Regions from separate parts of the Mus musculus genome. Here region 1 is linked to region 2. Evidence: chromatin loops called from intact Hi-C (ENCODE). Cell type or tissue: gastrocnemius. All regions are shown on one strand. Links, peaks and the distances in the headings refer to the core of each region. The heading gives the core; the rest is flanking DNA. Region 1 has its middle 31 kb from the start of 1700018B08Rik. Region 2 holds the start of Foxc2 (forkhead box C2).

Region 1 (10,152 bases), core at 845-8,844, 400 kb before region 2:
TGGAAATTTCTAATCCTTCCTTTAAATGAAGGCTCCAGCCTCTCACTTTTAGAGGAATAACCCTTTACTTTCTGATTTGTTCAACAGCCTACCAACTCACCTACCACGCAACTACTATTCCACCCATCCCCCTACCCATTCCCACTTCCTCCCACCCATCTACCTAGACTCCTACCCTCCCACCAACTTATATACACTCCCACTCATCCATCCATCCATCCATCCATCCATCCATCCATCCATCCATCTACCCACCCATCCATCCACTGACTGACGTTCTTTTCTTCCAGCTTATCCATCCACCCACCCATTTATCCACCTACACCCAACTCACTCATCCACCCGCTTTGCCATCTAGGTGCATCATCTCCGCACCTTGTCCTAGTTAGGTGGCTATACCATGGTACAGTTACCTCTAAAATGCTGGGGTCTTCTGTTGCAACTGGGTTGTATTTTCACCAGTAGGCTTTCCTGTGCTCTCTTCATGATGCCAAGTCTCAACTTCTCTGCATGACTGCTTCAGTCCCGGGCCTTCAAATGCCACCGAGGCTGCACCTTTATCAATGGCCTCTCCTTACCTCTCACAGTGCCAGGCCTCAGTTGCTCTCCATGACCCCTTCATGACTTTAAAACCAGTACCACCTGGGTGATTCTTACACTACCAAGTTTGTCTGCTGCTGAATATGAGGTACAACCTTGGCCACCATGGAACACAGCTTATGTGTGCTGACTCTCAGGAGACACTTCTTATATTTTTGGTTGTGAGCCTAGCCTTTAACGGCTGAGCCATCTCTCCAGCTCAGAAGGTTCACTTCTTAATCATCACTAATTTCTCAGTTCTAGCTGACCAGCATCAATTGTCCCAGTAATACAAAAGTTTCACTTCAAAGGTGTTGACATCACAGCTGTCTCTTCAGCCCTAGCTGATGAGAACTACAGAATTTTAATTCAAAATAACAAATATGGTAACAGCCCTGATAGTCTTTAAATGGCTTCCAAACTTCTGTCTGGAACTTTACAGGCCAGGGCTCCTTTATTTGTATTTCTGTCAATATCCTCACAGAACAGCTCACCAAGCATTGAACACTCAATGGCTTTTTCATACCCTAAATTCCAAAGTCTTTCCCCACTTCTCCCCAAAACAACATGGTCAGGTCTGTCACAGTAATACCCCACTTCTGGTACCAATTTTTGTCAAGTTAGGGTTACTTATTCCTGTGATGAAACACCATGACCAAAAGCAATTTGTGGTGGAAAGGATTTATTTGGCTTACGCTTTCATGTCACTGTTTATCACTGGAGGAAGTCAGGACATGAACTCAGAAAGGACAGAAAACAAGGAAGCAGGAGCTGATGCAGAAGCCTCCATGCAGAGGAAGAAATATTCATCATCAACTCCTAAATACATATCCATTGTTACTGATCCATCCATCCATCCATCCATCCATCCATCCATCCATCCATCCACCCACCAATTCTATCATCCATCTATTACCCATCAATCCATCATCCATTCATTCTTTCTACCTATTCTATTTATTCATCCATCTATCTGTCCACCTATCTACCTATCCACTGATCATCCATTCATCAACCATCCTCCATCCATAACCCATCCTCCATTCATCATCCATCCATCCATCCATCCATCCATCCATCCATCCATCCATTGTCCATTTATCCATCCATCTATCATCCATCCATCCATCCATCCATCCATCATCCATCCATCCATCTCTCCATCATCCATCCATTAATTCACTTTGCTGGTGAAAGTGCTATTATAAAGGCAACATGGAAATTCATTACCCACTTGGTGAGGCAGCACACCCTTGAAATCCCAGCATCCTGAAGGCAGGGGAATCACTGGTCTGAGGCTTCAGTCAGGGTTGTTCTTAGTCTACACTGGGTGACTGGTACCTAGTGTCTCAGGGCTTTTAAAGGAGATGCTGAAGAAATTGTCCTCCGTGGAAGGCAGGCCTCAGATGATGGATCTCACCTTCCTCCTGGGGACTCACCTTTCACGTGTCTTTGCCTTCCTGTGTGGGGGGCAGTGGGAGAGAAACTGGGAAGCTTCAGATCCACAAAATGCAGCCAGGCCAGGGACTGATCCACGTCTATGTGGGCTGAGAAGTTGTTGAGCAGATTAGTGGGCTGTGGGGGAGGAATGGAATAAGGACCATCCCCCATGGTGGCTTCTGACCTCCCCCTGCTACTCTCCATCCTATTGGCTTCCCATTGCCTCCTTGGTCACAGATGCTCCTCTGAGCCAGGACCCATAATCTCAAGCAAAGCAGGAAAATGGATAATTCCATCAGCTGATACGTATTTAAATATTCCATGGGCACTTTGGGGTGCTCCTTGAGGGGGATTTGAGCATAAGATCTAAGACTCTTGCAGTCAGTGTGATGTCAAGGGTGACTAAAGATTGTTTCCTGGCAGTCTCACCAGCTGAGTTGCTCAGGGTCTTGCCAAGGTCAGATCCAGAGGTGAAAATACTCGTATAGGCTAAATGTGCAGTGCAGATATGGGACCATGAGACCACTCTGCAGCGCTGGCTGTATGTGGCCCTTGATTCTTTTTTTTTTTTTAAATAAAAAAAAGGTAAGTTTATTTTTCCTGACTTCTTTTTGCCAGATAAACTCTGCCTCAGTGGCTGGGAGGGGACTGCCCTGTAGAGGGAGACTGGCTGAGGGTTGTTGCACAGATGAAGACTTACAGTTGCAAAGCCAACTGTTGGGTTACTAACTTCCTGAGAGTCCCACAAGGGAAATTGCCCCCTGCATCTTTAGTCCCTGCATCTTTGGTCCCTGTATGTTTGGCTCCTGCATCTTTGGTCCCTGCATGTTTGGCTCCTTCATGTTTTGCCCCTCCATCTTTGGTCCCTGCATCTTTGGCCCCTGTATCTTTGGTCTCTGCATCTTTGGCCCCTGAATCTTTGGTCCCTGCATCTTTGGGGTCTCATGTGAGAAATGAACTAATGAGCCTGGGAAGTCCCCTGTTCATTCTGGCACTGACTAGAAGTCAGGAGCAGGCTAGACCTGCACAGTGGCCTTGTGTGTCCTCTTCAGAGCCCTGCTGAGCAGACATTCAGATTTGGTCAAAGATGTTGGTAGAAGCCTCTTAACCCCCTGCTCAGGGCTCATCACAAATCTACCGGCACCGAAAGTTACCAGATGCCAGTCCTGTGTTAGTGTTGATGGGTCAATGGCAGTTTCCTGTGTGAAAACCAACAGCTTAGTCTCACGGTGTGGCAGTCTGTTTTGAGCATGGTGACTCTCCACACGCAGGGTAAAGACTTATCTACACCCAGTTCCTGCCTCTGGCCTTTGGATATTGTTGCTGACATGACACTCTGAATCGTTCACCCCTCTCTCCTCTTACTTTTTAAACTATTTCCTATCAGCACCCACAATCCTTTGCTTCTAGTTCTGCTCTAGGCATTGTGTGTATGGTGTATGTGTATGTGTGTATGCGGGTATATGTGCATGTACACATGTAGGTAGAGGACAGAGGAGGATGCCACGTGCGTGTCTTTACCTCTCTCAACAACAATTTATTTATCTCTTTATTTTTCACTCACTTATTTTTATTTTGTGTGCATATGTCTGCACATGGTAGAGGCCAGAGAACAATCTGTGGGAGTTGGTTCTTCTACCATTTGGATCCCAAGGGTCAAACTCAAGTTTTGAGGTTTGGAGGCAAGGGCTTTTACTGATGAGCACTCTCTCCTCCTCCTCCTCCTCCTCCTCCTCCTCCTCCTCCTCTTTCTTCTTCTTCCTTTCTTAAAAATACATTTATTTTTATTTCTGTGAAGATCTGTTTTGCCTGAATATATGTCTGTGCACCATGTCTATTCCTGTTGCCCAGAGGCTAGAAGAGGGACTCAGATTCTCTGGAGCTAGAGTTAGAAATGGGTGTAAACTGTCATGTGGGTGCTGGGAATTGAAGCTGGGCCTCAGAAGAGCAGAAGTGCTCTCAACCAATGAGCCATCTCCTCAGCTCCCTTTTGGCATCTTTTAAAGATTGTATCAGATAGCCCAGGCTGGCCCTGGCCAGGGCTCAGGAAGAGTGTTCCTTGTAACTCACCATGGTATGTGCACGCAGTCTCACTAGGACCCTGGGTTGATTCTGCATCTGTCTCCGGTACCAGGCCTCGTACCTGCAGCGAGCTGAAGATGTTCCTCAGTTTCCTGGGAACAGTGAGATGGGCTGAGGTGAAGGAAGCTTGGGTGAGGGATACAAGCTGAGGATGGCTCTGTCCCACAGGGTGGAGCCAATTTCTGTTCGTTTCCCTAACTATAGGGTAAGAGAAGAGTCACACATGTCCAGGGGCCAGGGGGAAGGTCTGAGTATCCACTGGAGGTTGGGGAACGGCTCAGGGTCTGGGCACTTGAGGAGCAAACCCTCTGATTCTATCCCATAGCAAGACCCCTGGATCTCTGCCCCCAAACCTCCCCTCAGTTCCCCTACCTGTTCTACACCCCAAGGGCTACTCTGATGTCCCTTGTGCTCCATGCCCCCCTCATGAGAGTATGCTCCTAGTAGCTGAGTCCTAGCTCGCACACTCCCAGTCTGCCTGCTTCACAGGGAGTTGAGCATACTGACATACAGCTAACATTATACAATGACACAGGGACATTCCAACACCATGTGTAGCCATTTACCCCTCTTCCTGTCACAGAAACATCTCAGTCCTTGGCTATCACTACTCTGCTTTCTCTGGGCTCGTCTGTTCTGAGCGTTGTGTATCATTCAAGACATGACCTTCTGTGTCTGGCTTCTTCCTTCAGGGTCATGCTTCACTCGCATGGCAGTGTGTGCCAGCACTGCCAGCCAAACGCTCTCACCCTCTCCTGTATACTCTGTCCTAGTATACAACTATACTGAATACTGTGTACTCTATACCTAGTATAGAGCTAGGGCAACGCTAGTTAGTAGCTCTGGTCTCCAGGCCAGCAGCAGGGGTTTTCTGTAATCTGGTCACATTAGGCTAGACGTTGCTGTCCTGCACCTGATCGCCAGAAGGTGGCGCTGTCTCCCGCTTTATGGACACAGGTGTAGGACTCAGACTACTGAAAGGTAAAATGAAGTAACGGGGCTTTAGGCCAACGGAAGGAAAAAAATCATAATAAAAAAATAGAAATGGGTTCAGGTCTCTGCCCGGGACGGTGGGACGGTGCACTAAGTTCTGAGGCCCGTTTGTTTTAGAAGAGATTTTTGCTCAGCATTGGTTGGGTACCTGTGGGAAGGCTCAGACCAGCTTGAGTCCCTCACCCGGGCTTCCTGTCCCTCAGAGGTACTGAAGCACATCACTGAGCACAGCGCAGGCACACGGCCTGGCACCCGAGCTTCAGACACGCACCGGTTTCCTACCCCCAAAGGCAGATACAGGCGTCTGGGCAGCGCAGACACAGGTATACATACATGCTCCGTGGCTGGAGGTTTCATGGGGGCTGCAGACAGGTGTGTGAATAGCATCTGCAGCTCTGACACACCTGGGGTACTCAGGCTGGACCTTCCTTGAGGATCTGAGGGGAGGGGGCATCATGGCTGTTTTTCATGGTTCCCTCCAGGTCTGGACAGAGAAGCCCGTTAGAAGATGTCACACAAGGGCAAATAGGAGCCTTTCCTTGTGTCTGGAAAAGGTATGGTAAGCTGAGGGACAGCCCAGGCAAAGGTAGAGAGGAGGAGAGACCCAGCCAGGGGCCAGAGAAGGGCCATTTGGAGGAAGAGAGGCTGTGGACACCTTTGACTTCTGGCTGTGTTTTTCAGAGTGACTTCTCACCAGAGTGGAGGGTACCTGTCCAGCAAGGACTGAGTGCGTAGCTCCAGACACTCTGCATCCAGGGCATCCCTGTGGTTTCCTGTTTAAGAGGTCAGGTCTGGGAGCAGTCATCCTGTTCAGGGGACCCCTGGCTGCTTAGGCCTCCTTGGGGATCACTCCTGACTTGATTTCCCCTACCTCTGCCCAAGGCTAGGTCTGTGGAATCTCCAGGGCTGTATCTGGAGGGCTGGGTGGATCATTCTGGAAGCTGCTGGCTAATCTCTGTAAATTAGTACAGGGGGCTCAGGACCCCTGTAGCTTCTGTCTTCCTTGGCTTCTTCTGGATGGTCAGCTACAGTGGTGACTACTGTCCTGGGAGGCGGGGGACGGGGGTGGGCTTTGGATCTAGCTCTGAACTCACATCCACACATCCACGTGTACACAGACCGGCACACACACATGTGCACATATATGCACACACATGCAGATATGTATGTCTGGGTCTTCAGACTGCTATTTGGCTTTCTATTGGGAGGTTGATGTCAGCTGTAGCTAGGGTGGATTTACCAGGGACAGTACCAGACTGTAGGGGCAGCACGGGGTGTGGGGTAGGAGGCAGCGGGGCAGGAGTGTCTCCAGGTGAGGCACAGGCAAACTGTCCCTGAGCAGGACCCCAGCTCTGGCAGTCAGGAGGAGGTGGAACCTGGAAGAGCTTGCAGGTTTAGTCAACACCCGGAAGTCGTTAAAGTGAAAGGGACCCGGCAGCCCTTCCCTGAGCAGCCCTGCTAAGCACCTCACAGTGTGGCTTTTGTTCAGGGGTCTAGAGTGTAAAATCAGAGTGGCAGGCCCACGCTGCTCACATAGACCATTTCCTGGCTTGCCTCAGCTATGGCCACTCAAGTGACAGTCTGTAATCCCAAATGTCCCCTCCCCTGGCTGCACCTCAAGTTCACAGCAAGAGGCCCCCATCCCCAGCCAATCTCCCTCACTTCTTCAGAGGCTGTGAAAGGCTATTTGTGTAACACACTCCTGTGTATCTGTGATCCGCAGGGCCTTCCTGCGCGCACACGTGAGGGAGCTTTGTTCGACAGGATGCCTTCTTGGTTTTTGGTGTGGTACAAATATCTTTTCTCTCGTTCCTCGAGTGCCCCCATTTCTGTTACTGCTGCGGGAGCTACAGTCTCCATGTTTGTTCTGTCTTTGTTTGTGTGGTGGAACTGATTCCACCGCTGATGGCAGCTGCCTTTTCCCTATTATTGAAGGTTTTGTTTTAAAAAAATATTTATTTACTTATTTATTCGCATTTTGACAGGATCTTGTCAAGCATCCCAGGTAGGTTGTATGAGTGCTAGGACTCTGGACACCTAGTGAATGGATTTAATTTTTTTTTTAACTTTTAAGTTAGCACGTAGGATTATCAAGGTGGCTCAGTTAAGTAAAGGCATTTGCTGACAGGTCTGCCAACCTGAGCTCCATCCCTGGGACCCCAGCCACAAGGTGGAAGGAGAGGGCTGACCCCCTGGAGTTGTCCTCTGGATTTCCACACACGGGCTGTGTGTGTTTCTGTCCTCAATAGGTACAGACAAAATATTGGATTTTATATGGCATTTTCAAACAAATGATGTCTTTGTTGATCCTTCTTCTCGACTCGAGTAATTTTGTATGTGTGGTACATGTATGTGTTTGTGTGTGTGTGGTATATGTATGTGTTTGTGTGTGTGGTGAATGCATGTGTTTGTGTATATGGCAAGCATGTATGTAGATGTGTATTGTACATGGAAGCCATGGATCGATATCCATTGTCTCCTTCAGTTATTCTCCACCTTATATATTAAAAAAAATTACTACCTTTATATATATATATATACGAATACATATCTATGTATATATCTATATCTGTATCTGTATCTATCTATCTATCTATCTATCTATCTATCTGTCTCTCTCTCTATCTATCTATCTATCATGTGTAGAGGTCAAAGGACTTGGGAATTGGGTCTTTCCTGTTGTGGAATCCCGGGATTGAAACTCAGGTCTCTAGGGTTTGTGGCAAGCCCCTTTAGCATGCTGGTCCCACCTTATTTTGTGAGACAAGGTTTCCCTGAACCTGGAGCTCTCTGATTTGGCAAGACTGTCTGGCTAGTGAGTTTCAGGGACCCGCCCATCACATCCAGTTCTTTATGTGCGTGCTGGGGATCAAACTCAGGTCCTCTGCTTGTGTGGCAAGCGCTTTACCCACTGAACCACTGCCCTAGCCCCTAGTTAAGCTCGTCATAGAAAGATGAACATGAGGTACCTAAAACACAGCGCTCGAGGCTTTGTTTTGTTGTTTGGAAACATTGTAACGTTTGGAGAAGGCCATTGTGATCTTTGGAGACTGGCGTTGTGAGACGGCAGGTTTTAAGCTGTCAGGGTGGTTCTTCTGATGAGAGTACTCAGACACATCAAACCATCACTTACGGTTTGTGTCCTGCATGAGGGCCTCCTAAGGAAGGATCGCTCCGTGGCTAAGACAGCAGGCGAGAGACTGCAAGCCAGCACATGCTGGAGACACTGTGTCTCTGAGAGAAGTCTTGCGCATCAGCTCAAGCTGCTCTGAGGCCTCCATGGGCTCTGATACCTGGCTGAGACTGTGATGGGCTGTGTGGTGGTTGGTCAGTATGCTGAGTCAGGGCCAGCTGTGAAACCGTCACACGCCAACCTGGTTGTCACTGCTGTGGCCTGTTGGCTTTCTGTATGGCATAGAGCTTTTCTCTGGAGGAGTAGACCTCATCTAGTCAGGTGACAACCTCTAAGTAAGGGCCAGACGTCCCCAAGGTGGAAGATCCCTGGTTGGACAGCCACACAGCACCTGCAGTGTTCCCAGCCTGTGCAGCTCCGGCTTGTGGGCCTCCCAAGTCACAGGCTAATTTCTTCATTTCTTCCTACTGGCTCTCTCTGTCCTGGAGCCTTCGCTGACATCAGATGTGAGGACAGGGTCCCCAGGGTGTGAAGCACTCGAGAGTGGCAGCCTGGTTTACTGAGCTTCTACAGATGTGCACTTGTGGGCTGTGGGCTGTGAATGCTAACACAGGACATACTGTCACACAGGAGTTCCCCTGCAGGAGGATCTGCACCCCAGCAGATACATGTCATAGTGCCTGCATCTGCAGCCGCAGCAGTTCTGGGTAAGGGTGTCTCAGCAGGGGTGACTTCTCATGGACAAGCCCCATTTGTATGCAGGGGCTCAAGGGTGGTTCAGGACACTTCACCGGGCTTCTCCCCAACCCGCTTTCATGGGCGCTAGAAGCAGTGGTTGATCCAGGACTCAGGGGAGGAACAGGGGTCACACAGCTCCCCCCACTTTCCACTGTCACACATAGACATATGATTTGTCCTAAGAGGACTGCTGTTGCTCTGGGGCCACATGGAGCAGGTTCTACCTCTTGCTTTTGGCTGGACCCTGGGGCTCTATGGGTCTTGTACGTGGGAGAAGGTGTGTGTGTGTGTGTGTGTGTGTGTGTGTGTGTGTGTGTGTGTGTGTATGAGCTAGGTCCAAGAAAGCAGATTCAAAGGTACTGGGTCAGGGGAGAGGTTCCTTCTAGGGGTTTTGAGGTCTGTTGCATGCTCAGGCTATGCCCAGTGTGACACAGTCTCCTGCTGCTGAGGAGAAGGAGTAGAACTCTTGGCTCAGTCCCCAGCACCAGGCCTGCCACGCTTCCCGCCATGGTGATAATGGACTGAACCTCTGAACTGGAAGCCAGCTCCAATTAAAGCCATTTATAAGAGCTGTCGTGGTCATGGTGTCTCCTCAAAGCAACAAAACCCTAACTAAGACAGAGGGCTCTCTGCAGAAGCACGGGGCATAAGCTTAGACCCCAGCTCCTGGGAACAGCCAGGTGTGATGGCACATTCTTATGACAGCAGTGCTGGGCAGGCAGAGACCAGATCCACAGGGCTCACAGGACTGCTAGTCTAGGCAAGATGGCAGGCTCTAGGTTGAGACCCTGTCTTAAAAAAAGAGAGAAAAAAATAAGTGGAGAGGGTAGGCACACACAGGCAAGCATCCCTGCACACATGAGCAAGTCTAAAAACAAGATGGCAAATAACTTTGATTTATTTATTTACTTTATGTATATGAGTACACACTGTAGCTGTACAGATGGTTGTGAGCCTTCATCTGGTTTTGGGAATTAAATTTAGGACCTCTGCTCGCTCTAGCCAACCCCGCTCACCCTGGTTGGCTCTGCTCGCTCAGTCCCTGCTCGCTCCGGCCCAAAGATTTATTTATTATTATATGTAAGTACACCATAGCTGACTTCAGATGCACCAGAAGAGGGTGTCCGATCTCATTACAGATGGTTGTGAGCCACCATGTGGTTGCTGGGATTTGAACTCAGGACCTT
Region 2 (10,152 bases), core at 1,225-9,224:
ATTTGGTGCAGTCGTAAGAGTAGGGGGCTGCGTGGCGGTAGAGGGACGGCGTAGCTCGATAGGGCAGCTGACAGCTCGCATTGCTCACCTGGGACTCCCCGAGGGACGAGTTGTCCAGTCCTAGCCGGTGCGAGTTGAACATCTCCCGGACGTTGGGGAAAGTTTGCTGTTGGGTTGCAAACGTGTGGCCGGGGAGGTGGCTCAGGTCCCCGCCGTGGTTCAGATACCAGGAGGTGGCCTGGGTGGCGGGCTGCGGCGCGGGAGGGGGCTGCGGGGCGGGCGGTGGCGCCTGCGGGTGGAGGTGGCCGTGATGCTGGTGGTGGTGACCCGAGGCCCCCAACGCGCCCTCCTGACCCGCTGCGAGGTTGAGGGCGCCGAGCGGGGAGCCGGGGCCGCTCGGGTGGTCCGACAGAGCCTCGTCCAGCGCGGGCGGAACGCACACGTGCGCGGGCCGCTCGGCCCCGGTGTACAGACTCATAGCCCGCATACTGCACTGGTAGCCCGCGGAGCCCGCAGCCTCCAGGCCCTGCGCGCACGGCTGCGTGTAAGCGGCGGGTGGCGCTGCGGCGTATGGCAGTGCCAGCGGTGGCACCACCAGGCCGGCGCGCGCGGCCGCTGGGCTCAGATCGCCGCCCGGAGGCGACGTGCGCAGCGTCATGATGGTCTCCACGCTGAAGCCGGGCAGCCCGTTAGGCGCCGCGGCGTGGTGCTCCGGCAGCGAGCCGTCTGGGGAACCTGCGGGCGTGGAGGATGCGCTGCGCGGACTGGCCTGCAGCGCTCCCTCGGGGCTCAGCGTCTCCACCTTGGTGATGACCGGCAGCGCGGGGGACGCCGCCTCGCTCTTAACCACGACTTTCTTCTCGGCCTCCTTGGGCCCGTCAGCTACCGGGGTCCCTGTCGGAGCGCCCTTGGCCGTGGTCGAGGGCGGCTCCTTGAGGTGGGCCCGCTCCTCCTTGTCCTTGGGCACATCCTTCTTCTTGAAGCGCCGCCGCCGCCGCAGGAAGCTGCCATTCTCGAACATGTTGTAGGAGTCCGGGTCGAGCGTCCAGTAGCTGCCCTTGCCCGGCTTCTTGTCGTCGCGCGGCACTTTCACGAAGCACTCATTGAGTGACAGGTTGTGGCGGATGCTGTTCTGCCAGCCCTGCTTGTTCTCGCGGTAGAAGGGGAAACGGTCCATGATGAACTGGTAGATGCCGTTCAGAGTGATCTTCTTCTCTGGCGCGTTCTGGATCGCCATGGTGATGAGCGCTATATAGCTGTAGGGCGGCTTCACCAGGTCCTTGGGCGCCGCGGGCTGGTGGTGGTAGGGCGCGTAGGAGCGGCCCATGCCGGCGCCGTACTGCTCCGGGTGGCCGGAGTAGACGCCCATGGGGCTGGCCATGCCGCCGTAGCTGCCGGCCGCCCGGTAGTAGTTTTGCTCACTCAAATAGGGTACCACTCCCAGGGCGTTGGGGTCCGATACCGAGTAACGCGCCTGCATGCTGCGTCCCAGACGCCCGGTCGCCGCCTGCGCGCACCGACTGCGGCCCGCGGCGAGCGAGGCCCGGAGCAGGAGAGCAGGAAGGGACGGAGCGATGCAGGCAGCCCCGACTCGGGGCAGCCTCGCGGTCCACGCGCGGAAGACGCCGGCGCTCGGGTTCAGCCGACCGGGCGGATCGGCATCCTGAAGGGTGCACGGCAGGCGGCCCCGCTGGCCGCGCACTCTCGGCTTGGCGGGTGGCAGCCCTGAGCTGGCGGCACAGACGCCACGCGCGACCGTGGAGCGACACCAGCCCTTCCGAGTGCTAGAAAAGGAGACAGCGGCTCTCGGGGCCCCGCCAGGAGAACTGCAGCCCGCAGCGTCAGCGAGCTAGGGTCCGGAGAGGCTGCGCGGCCGAGCCCGGAAAAAGAAGCAAAGTCCCTTTTAGGGATTGGGAAAAGTTTCAAAAGTCTTCTGGCTCAAAGCGAGTTTTTACTTTCTTCAGGCCGCGCCCCCTCCAGGAAGTTTGCACCAATCATCTGGCAGCTGCGAGAAGGATGGCACCAATCAAAACGAGGAGCGCCTGAATCCGTCGGCTCTAAGACCCAGATGCTCTTAGCCAGATCTCCCCCCCCCCCAGCTCAAGTTAACTTGAGGACTTTTAAAAATGAGTTACATCTTATAAAATTTTATTTTATTATCACATTTTGTTTAACGAGACCACGTGTCCAGAGCAAAAATTAAAAACCCTGTTCCTTTGGAAAATAAAAAGAAGTTTAGTTTGAAATATAACATCGAATTGATGAAGTTGGGCAGAGATTTGCCCCCAAGACCTTGTAAGTAGGAAAGAGCCTGGAGATTTTTTTTTTATTATTATTAATGGATGAAGAGGCGAATAATTAGATTTCTTAATTATCGGGGCCTAGTTGTAATGGGTTCAGAGCAAACGGACTGAGCGTGTAGGGCCTGTTGAATGCAGTGATGGATAATTCACAGGACGCTTCCAGGTTGAGGAAGAGCCCACAAAGGAGGCCGGGTTGGAGAATTCGGTTCCTCTCCCCTTCACGACGGGGTCGGGCTGGGAGGGAAGGCTTAGTGGGAATGCCAAACTGGGAAGGTAACACCTAAGGAACCATTGGTCCTTCGTCTTCGCTGCTACTTAGGTGATCCATCTGAGTCCTCCAAACAATTTCGTGGGGTTCAGGGAAGCGCGTGAACCCAACTGTTGCTTTCCTGGTCTCCTCTCCCGCATAGACGAGGGCTAGCTTTCCCTGCCATCCATCCCGGCCTCTCCCTTCTCCCCACCTATGAAAGCGCTGTCTGGAGGTTAGGACAAGGCAGCCAGCCCCCGGGAGCTGGTGTCCCCGTTCGGCGTGGGGAGCTCCAAGCCTGCACTCCATCGCCGGCTTCGTCACTGGAAACGCAAAGGAGCGCGGCACTGTGTAGCCTCGGACCCGCTTCCCTAGCTGTTGCCGGGGCCCGGCGTGGGTCCCACTCCGCGGTCAGCATCTTTGGGATCCTGTAAATTGACTGTATTTCAGGCTGTTTGTTTTACTGAGTTTTGATAAGGTGAGCTGAGGACCAGGGGCTCCTTAGAGGGCCTGGTAACTGAAGGACTTTTTTTTTTTTTAATTTTATGCCAACCTTGACGCACAGCGACTCGGAGTTCCCCGACCTTCAAGCGTGCTCCTTCCCTCTAGGAATCCCGGGGACAGTTTGTTTATTTGTGGACTGGTATTTATTCCTTCAACATCTCCAGTCGTCATCGGATCCCTGCTCGGTCCGCTTCCTCAGAAGCACCGAGATGTCCCTACGGAATGGCTCTATGCCTCGCAGAACCTTCTGGAAGTTGTTGGTCCGGTTGGGTAGGGAAGAAGGCGACAGATAAAACATTTGTCTCAGTCTTTCTTCTTCTCCGACCCCCCCCCCACGCCACCACCATAGCCCCCCACCCCCTTTAGATTTTCGGCAAAAGGCTTTGAGAGATTAGAACTCACTGTTTCAGCTTTGGCGGGTGAGGAAACTTTAGTGGCATTGCTTGACGTACCGAAGCAGCAAAATAGGTTTTATGTGTGCTACCTTTGACTCGAGAACCAGAATTTAAAGGACAGGGCTGCACAGGGCCCCCTGACCTGGATGGAGAATCTCGGGAAACACATTTTTGTGGGTGTCCTGGATTCTTTTTTTGACTAATTCCTCTCTCCCCTCCCTTAAAGCAGCAAAGTCAGGCTTCTGGTGCATGTCCGGTGTAGATCTGGGTAGGGGGTTAAGCCTTCCCCTCCCCTCTCAGGGACTCACTAAGAGTTATTGTTCCAATGTCCTTAGTGTGTTTTCGTTCACTTTTTTTTAAAAAAATAACTGTGACAGAAAACGTCTTGCCCCTCATGAAACTCGTGGCAAGTAGTGTTGAATTTTTCTCACGATGTTGCTGAAAATTCCATTCACTGATCAAGAACAACCCCCTCCCCATGGGCTTCCTACAGGGGCACAATTTACTCTGCTTTTATGAGGTGTGTGTGTGTGTGTGTGTCTGTCCCCGTGTTAAACAGCTTTATCAAAGCACGGGGCAGAAACCGAACGCCTCAGACTATGAAATCTAAATTGCCATAAGCCACTTTCTGCCTGCGTATGCCAAATTTAAACCAGTGTCTTCTTAAAAGAACTTTGGTTTAAATTCTCAAATGGATCGACCCACGACCCCTCTCCTAAAGAAAGAGTGGGGGCTCCTGGGGAGGCTCGTTCCTTCGCGCAGGACCTGGCCTCCTTGCTTCTGTGGAGCACTGAGAGAGATGTTTGTTCCGGTTTCTAAAAACAACACTGCACACACACCTGGACTTGGCAGGAACCAGGTCCGGCTCCTGCAGCCAGCAGAGGCCTCAGCTCTCTGAGACTTGCTACATTCTTGCTTATTGCCTGTTCCTTCTCTTCCTTGTCTTGTTGTCAACGAGTCGAAGGCAAATCAGACCCCAGAGGGCCCTGTGTGTTTGTCAAATAATAAGCGATGAAAAGGGCAGGGAGGTGCCTCCCCGGCTTCCCGCCCGGCCCTTCTTCCTCGGCAGGCGCCCTGGCTTCATCACCTGGAGGCGCCTGGCGAATACTCCGTGGGTGGTGGTGCCATCTTGAGGCCGGTTGTGGAACTACTACGGAAAAGGCGGCGGGGAGCAGCGAGGAAAGCCAGTCAGGTTTGGTTCTAATGACGGTGCTGACACCTTGTGGACACCACGACGCTTTGCACTGCAAGAATAAAACCCATAAAGAAGCCAACTGGGCCTGGCGCTTGGCTTATGAAAAGCCATTTTCCGAATGAAGGGACTCTGAGCTCGAGCGTGGCAAACATGGCTCTGGCAAGCCTTACCCTTTTCTCTCATTCCCTCTGCCTGGCTAAAAACTCTTAGATTACATTCCTAACGTTAGCCCTGAAGGTCTATTCCCTTATTTGGCCACTTCCTCCTCCTGAGGCTAAATACCAAGGTCCAGATATCAAAGTTTTGAAGTCTTGCAATCGGAAGCCCTGGTTGCTTCACCTAATCAACTAATGACCACTCAAAACATACTACAGCTCCCTAGCCCGTTCTAACCCGGACCTCCCTTTTTTTTTCTTTTTTAAAGTTACTCCTGCAAGGTCTGCTGTTTTAAAGTTACTCCTGCAAGGTCTGCTGTTTCTCCTCCTGAGTCAGAAAGCGGCTTTTAACCTTTTTTCTCCACCGATTAAAGGATTTCTTTGTGAAAACCGGTGTTTGGGTGCGGTTTGTACCTAATCTGGGGTCCAGGAGGGTGCTCCCCCCCCCACACACACACACTGGCAGGGGTCTCTTTCACTGAAGCTCTGTATTGAGGCTAAGAAACAGAAACATTTTTGAGACTTCTGGAAGTTTCCAGAGAAGCAAGGAGGTTCTCCCCGTGGCTGGCTAGAAGGCTGGATTCACCCCACAGGGCTGTTTAACAAATTGGCCTCTACTTGCAGAGCTGTGTTGTGGAGAAGAGCTGTGGAGTTGAGCAGAGAGCTGACTATTCAGATGTGTGATGAAAGCCAGGTCTGGAGACTTCTGCCTTTCAGGCCCAGCCTGGACCAAGGCAGACAAGCTAGAAGCAGATTTTGTTCTCAACTCTCTGTTCAGCATCCTCTGGGCCCAGGAGATGCCTTCTGTTTTAAAAACCAGATAGCAAAAGAGTCCCAGGTTCCCAAAGGCTTCTTGAAAACTGGCCCGTGGAATAGACAGGGGCAGAGGAACCCCCTTCCCTTGGAGACAGGGTCTCTCTATGTAGTAGACCTGGCTGGTCTGGAACTCACAGAGATTCAGAGATATGTTTTCTTAGTGCCGGGATTAAACATGCACACCACACCCCAGCATCGGAGCTGCTGTTGGTTGGTTGAGTGATTGAGACAGCATTTCTCTGTCTGTGTAGTCCTGGCTGTCCTGGAACTCTCTGTAGACCAGGCTGGTCTCAAGCTTAGAGATCTGCCTGCCTCTGCCTCTTGAGTGCTGGGACTAAAGGTGTGCCCCACCACTGCCTCGCCTCAGAGCTACATATTTTTTTTTAGATTATTTATTTATTTATTTATTTAATGTATATGAGTACACTGTTGCCCAGAAGAGTGAATCAGATCCCATTACAGATGGTTGTGAGTCACCCTGTGTTGCTGGGAATTGAACTCAGGACCTCTGGAAAAAACCTTTCTCGGGACAAAAGTCTCACTTCTTGATGGGTCCTAAGTCATTTTAGTGAGAATTTTCTAGAAGTAGCCACAGTAAAGGAAAGGGTGGGGATAGGAGTTACAAGACATTAAAGATCCCAGAGACTCCATGCCACGTTTGATGCCACATGGCAGAAAGCATAACAAAGGGCAGGTCTGAGGCATTTGGAATCCAGAGTGTGCCCTGGACAGCCGTCTTCCCCAGGTTGAGATTCCTGAGTGAGATAGGACTTGTGCTCAGATAAGAACACGCCCTGCCTGTAGCAAGCACATGTCAAAATATTTAGAGCTAATGTCACAGCCTCTGCAACTTTTAAAGTATTTGAAAAGGGTTGTGTCATGGAGCAGAGCAATTGCCAGGCACTCGGGGCCCTGATTTCCATCCCAGCGCTTTGGAAGAAGACAGGGATAGAGGAAGGGAAGGAGGAAGGAGAGAAGGAAGTGGGGGGGGGGGAGAAAGAAGCAAAGGGTGGAGGGGAAGGGAGGGGAAAGTAAGTACTTGACTAGTGATGGGTGGGACTTTAGCCTGTTTTCAATAAATACTCTGACAAAGGAAATTTCAGCTCACAGTTCCTCAATTTTCAGCAGTAGTGGCAATGTGGCGGGAGGGGGACAGAGACACGACAGGAACTACACACTATAGCCACAGTGAAGGGAGCCAGGGTGACCACCTGGGGGCTGGTGTTCAGCTCTGCTCTGTTTCACACAGTCCAGGACCCCAGTCAGGGAATGTGATGCCCACCACAGTGTTGGATCCTCCCCCCCACTACCCACCCCCAATTAATGCCTCCAAGATAATCCCCCCACACACAAGTTCCCAGTCCCCTCTCCCAAGTGAGCCTAGAGTCTGTCAAACTGACAGTGGACACTAAGTATCACAGCTGACAGAAATAGGAAGCCGGAGTCTCATGAATGTAACAAAATGTATCAAAATGTAACAAAATAGGGGCTTTTGAACTTAGTGCCTCCATTGTAGCAGCCCTGAGATTTTTCTGTAAATTAGGAAAATTTTAAAAATCAAAATATCATTATAATTCTGAAAATAGAACAGAAATGAGGCAGAGAGTAAAGGTCTTTCCACCCCAGTCAGTGGATGGAGAATGTTCAAGAACCTCCTAGGGTCCCCTCTCCCACTGCTCTGGGATTTTCTAAGACTCAGGCCATGAATAGCTGAGAGCTGTACTCAACCTCCCCAGTTTGGACTAGTGTCTCAAAGTGACAAGAAGATGGATTCTGGGACAATAAGATGCACATGGACTGGGCAGAGCCGGGGCACGGTGGGGATCAAGCCACTGCCTGGACATGGCACCTGCTTTACCTTTAGGAGTGACAAAGCCAGGATCACGGTCACTTTGCTTCAGCCAGGACCATCTCCAGGCCCATCGCACCCGCTGAGTCTTTGCCGTCCATCACATTATCACATTCAGGTACTTGACACGCGCGGCCCTTTACCCTCTTCCATTTTTTTCCAGCTACGCCAGTTCAGTGTGGTGGGAACTGCTTGTATCTGCTGCCAGGCCACACTACAGCAGAAGGAGAGGGAATCTGGGCAGGCTAGACGCCATGTTGTTAGGATCTCTTCCTATTTTAATTAAAAAATGTTTTGCATTTATGTGTCCGGGGGAGGGGGACACGCACCAGGTTGACTGTGCTGAGGTCATAGGGCAGCTTCCAGGAGTCAGAAGTCAGCTCTGTCCTTCCAACATGTAGGTCCTGGACTCTGAGGTCTTGCCTCATAATCCAAAATAAATAAATAAATAAATAGATGATTGTTAAAACCCTGCTGGAGAGGTGTCCTCTCCTCTTCCAGGGAAGCATGTTTAATCTAAGAGAGGGTTTCAGGGGACTGGGGGGGGGGGGCAGCCTGGTGTCCATGCAGAAGGTGCTGTGAAAAGTCCAGATCCCAGTCCTTTCTCTGAGGACAATCTGACAGTAATGATAATTCTAGGAATCAGAGGACACCGGACAGGACACTGCTCCATGATTCAGTCAGAGGCATTTGGAGTTAGAAAGGGCTCAGTCAGTAAAATGCTTGCCTTGTCAGAGGCACCCATGTTAAAGTTTAAAAATAAAAATCTGGGTATGTCAGTGTGCACTTGAAAATCTAGCAAAGACAGGCTGATTCCTGGCAGTGGGTCAGAAAACAAGCTGGGTGGCTCTTGAGGGTGTCACCAGCTTCTTCACACCTGCACACATAGGAAGCATGACTCCAAAACACACACACACACACACACACACACACACACACACACACACACGCAAGAACATGCAAGCTGAGGTGCGGTGACACTGGGCTGTACTCCTAGCACATGGGAGTTTGGGAGGTTGAGGCAGGAGGATTGTGAGTTCAAGGTCAGGACAGAGTACAACCCTGTCTCAAAACACCTAAAGGAACAGGAAGAGACAGAAGAAAGGAAGAAATGAGGGAGGAAGAGGAAGAGAAAAAGGAAGCTGGGGTTGGGGAAGGGCAGGAAAGGCAAACATTAGCCAGGCATGGTGGCTCACAACTTCACAGCCCTTGGGAGAAGAGACAAGTGGGTCTGTGGTTTCAAGGCCAGCCAGGGCTGCATAGTCAGACCCTGTCTCAAAAAAAAAAAAAAAAAAAGTGTACTAATCATTTTGGTGATTAGTGGGCAGGAAGGACTGAGTGCTAACAATCTCTAACCAACCGGGGAATCCGTGAAGATGGCACCCATGACGCCACCTTTCTCAGGTACAGGGCAGTTCAGGGAAGCCTTGTCTGTTCAAGGTGCAAAGGCAAAGCTGCAAAACAGACACTAGCTGCCCTTACATCCCCCAATCAGACAATAGCTGCCCTCACATCCCCCAATCAGAGGCTAGGATGTGTGGAGCTGAGTGGCCAGTGCAGACTTGTACATCCTTAGCCCAACAGATGCTCCAAATGCACAGTATGCTGACTACAAGCATTGGGAACACACACACACACACACACACACACACACACACAAAATCGACCAAGCTGTCCCTGACTTACAACCCTCTTCATTTCAGGAGTGCCTTTCCTTTATAAACAGTCTTTATTTTTATGTCTAACCACGTGTTCCTGGTACAATTCATGGTACAGAAAAGAAAGTTGGAAACCCTAGATCCACTCCTATAAACAGGTTTCCTTGTTAACCTTGAATTTCAAGGGATGTTTCTATAGGTACTATACATACTCGCACACACACACACAGAGCTTGTGAAGCTCAAAAGACAACTTTCGGGAGTCATTTTTCTCCTTTTACCCTGTGTGGGTCCTGAGAATCGAACTCAAGTTGTCAGGCTTAGCAACAAGCGCCTTTATCTCGCTGAACCATCTCGTCCGCCCTAGAGTGTTATATGTTCCATACGGTATAAATGTATGCGTGTTGTGTGCGTGTGTGTCTCGGGAAATCCTGGGCATCCGCGTTGCAAGGCAGTTCCAGCGGTGACCTCTGGTCCTCTAATGCGTCGGTGCTACTACTGCAGGGAACCCCAAACCCAGAACGGGAGTCCGCCCACTGCACCAACCGCGCGTGCGCGAACCTTGCGGGTCACTAGCTTCAGTGCGCAGGTGCAGCACGAAGCGCTGGCGTCTGGCGTCACTAGCGCGCGGGGACATGCTACGGGGCGTCGCTCGGTGACGTGTTAGCCATGGAGACCCAGGAGGGTGAGGAAGACCGAGGGTGATGGGGAAACCGAGGCTGGGACGGCGCGGTTGTTCCCGTGGTCCGCATGCGTGGGGGAGGACGCGGCTCGGCCTGGTACGGCTGGGACGCCGAGGCTGGCAGCCGGGAGGGAGGATCAGTCCCATCCTCGCCTTGCTTGGCTGGACAGGTTTTAGCCAGCCAGGCTGGGGAGGTCGCGCAGCGGCGGCGAGCACTCGCCCAGCAGGCACCCGGCCCGCGCTGCAAAGCGTTCTCGACAAGTGCACCGGCCGCGAAAGTAGGGAAGGCAACCATTGCTGGTCAGTGGGGTCTGCTGGTGCAAACGCTGTGATACCAGCAGGAGAGAG

The links. Peaks named below come from ENCODE experiments on the same cell type or tissue, not always from the same donor. Only the 100,000 strongest peaks of a DNase experiment are listed, where the experiment ranks them.
Region 1: a loop joins it to region 2, with 14 times the contacts of the local background. A loop is called at or near these places in 41 of 42 quality-filtered maps.

Annotation. Positions count from the first base shown.
Region 1 is chr8:121,508,499-121,518,650 of GRCm38, reverse strand. No RefSeq gene overlaps it. Among named protein-coding and RNA genes, the nearest start is that of 1700018B08Rik, 31 kb to the left of the region's middle. In gastrocnemius, for the core only: no CTCF peak of the experiment used is centred there; DNase peaks (open chromatin) are centred at 5,024 and 6,704.
Region 2 is chr8:121,107,943-121,118,094 of GRCm38, reverse strand. It overlaps Foxc2 (forkhead box C2), which reads right to left and starts at 1,924. Exons shown (of 1, transcript NM_013519.2): 1 at 1-1,924. The coding sequence starts at 1,480. Mthfsd (methenyltetrahydrofolate synthetase domain containing) reads left to right here and starts at 9,758. Exons shown (of 9, transcript NM_001372381.1): 1 at 9,758-9,807. The coding sequence starts at 9,792. In gastrocnemius, for the core only: a CTCF peak has its summit at 4,616 (motif pointing left); DNase peaks (open chromatin) are centred at 1,968 and 4,600; H3K4me3 peaks cover 1,062 bases; H3K27ac peaks cover 1,043 bases.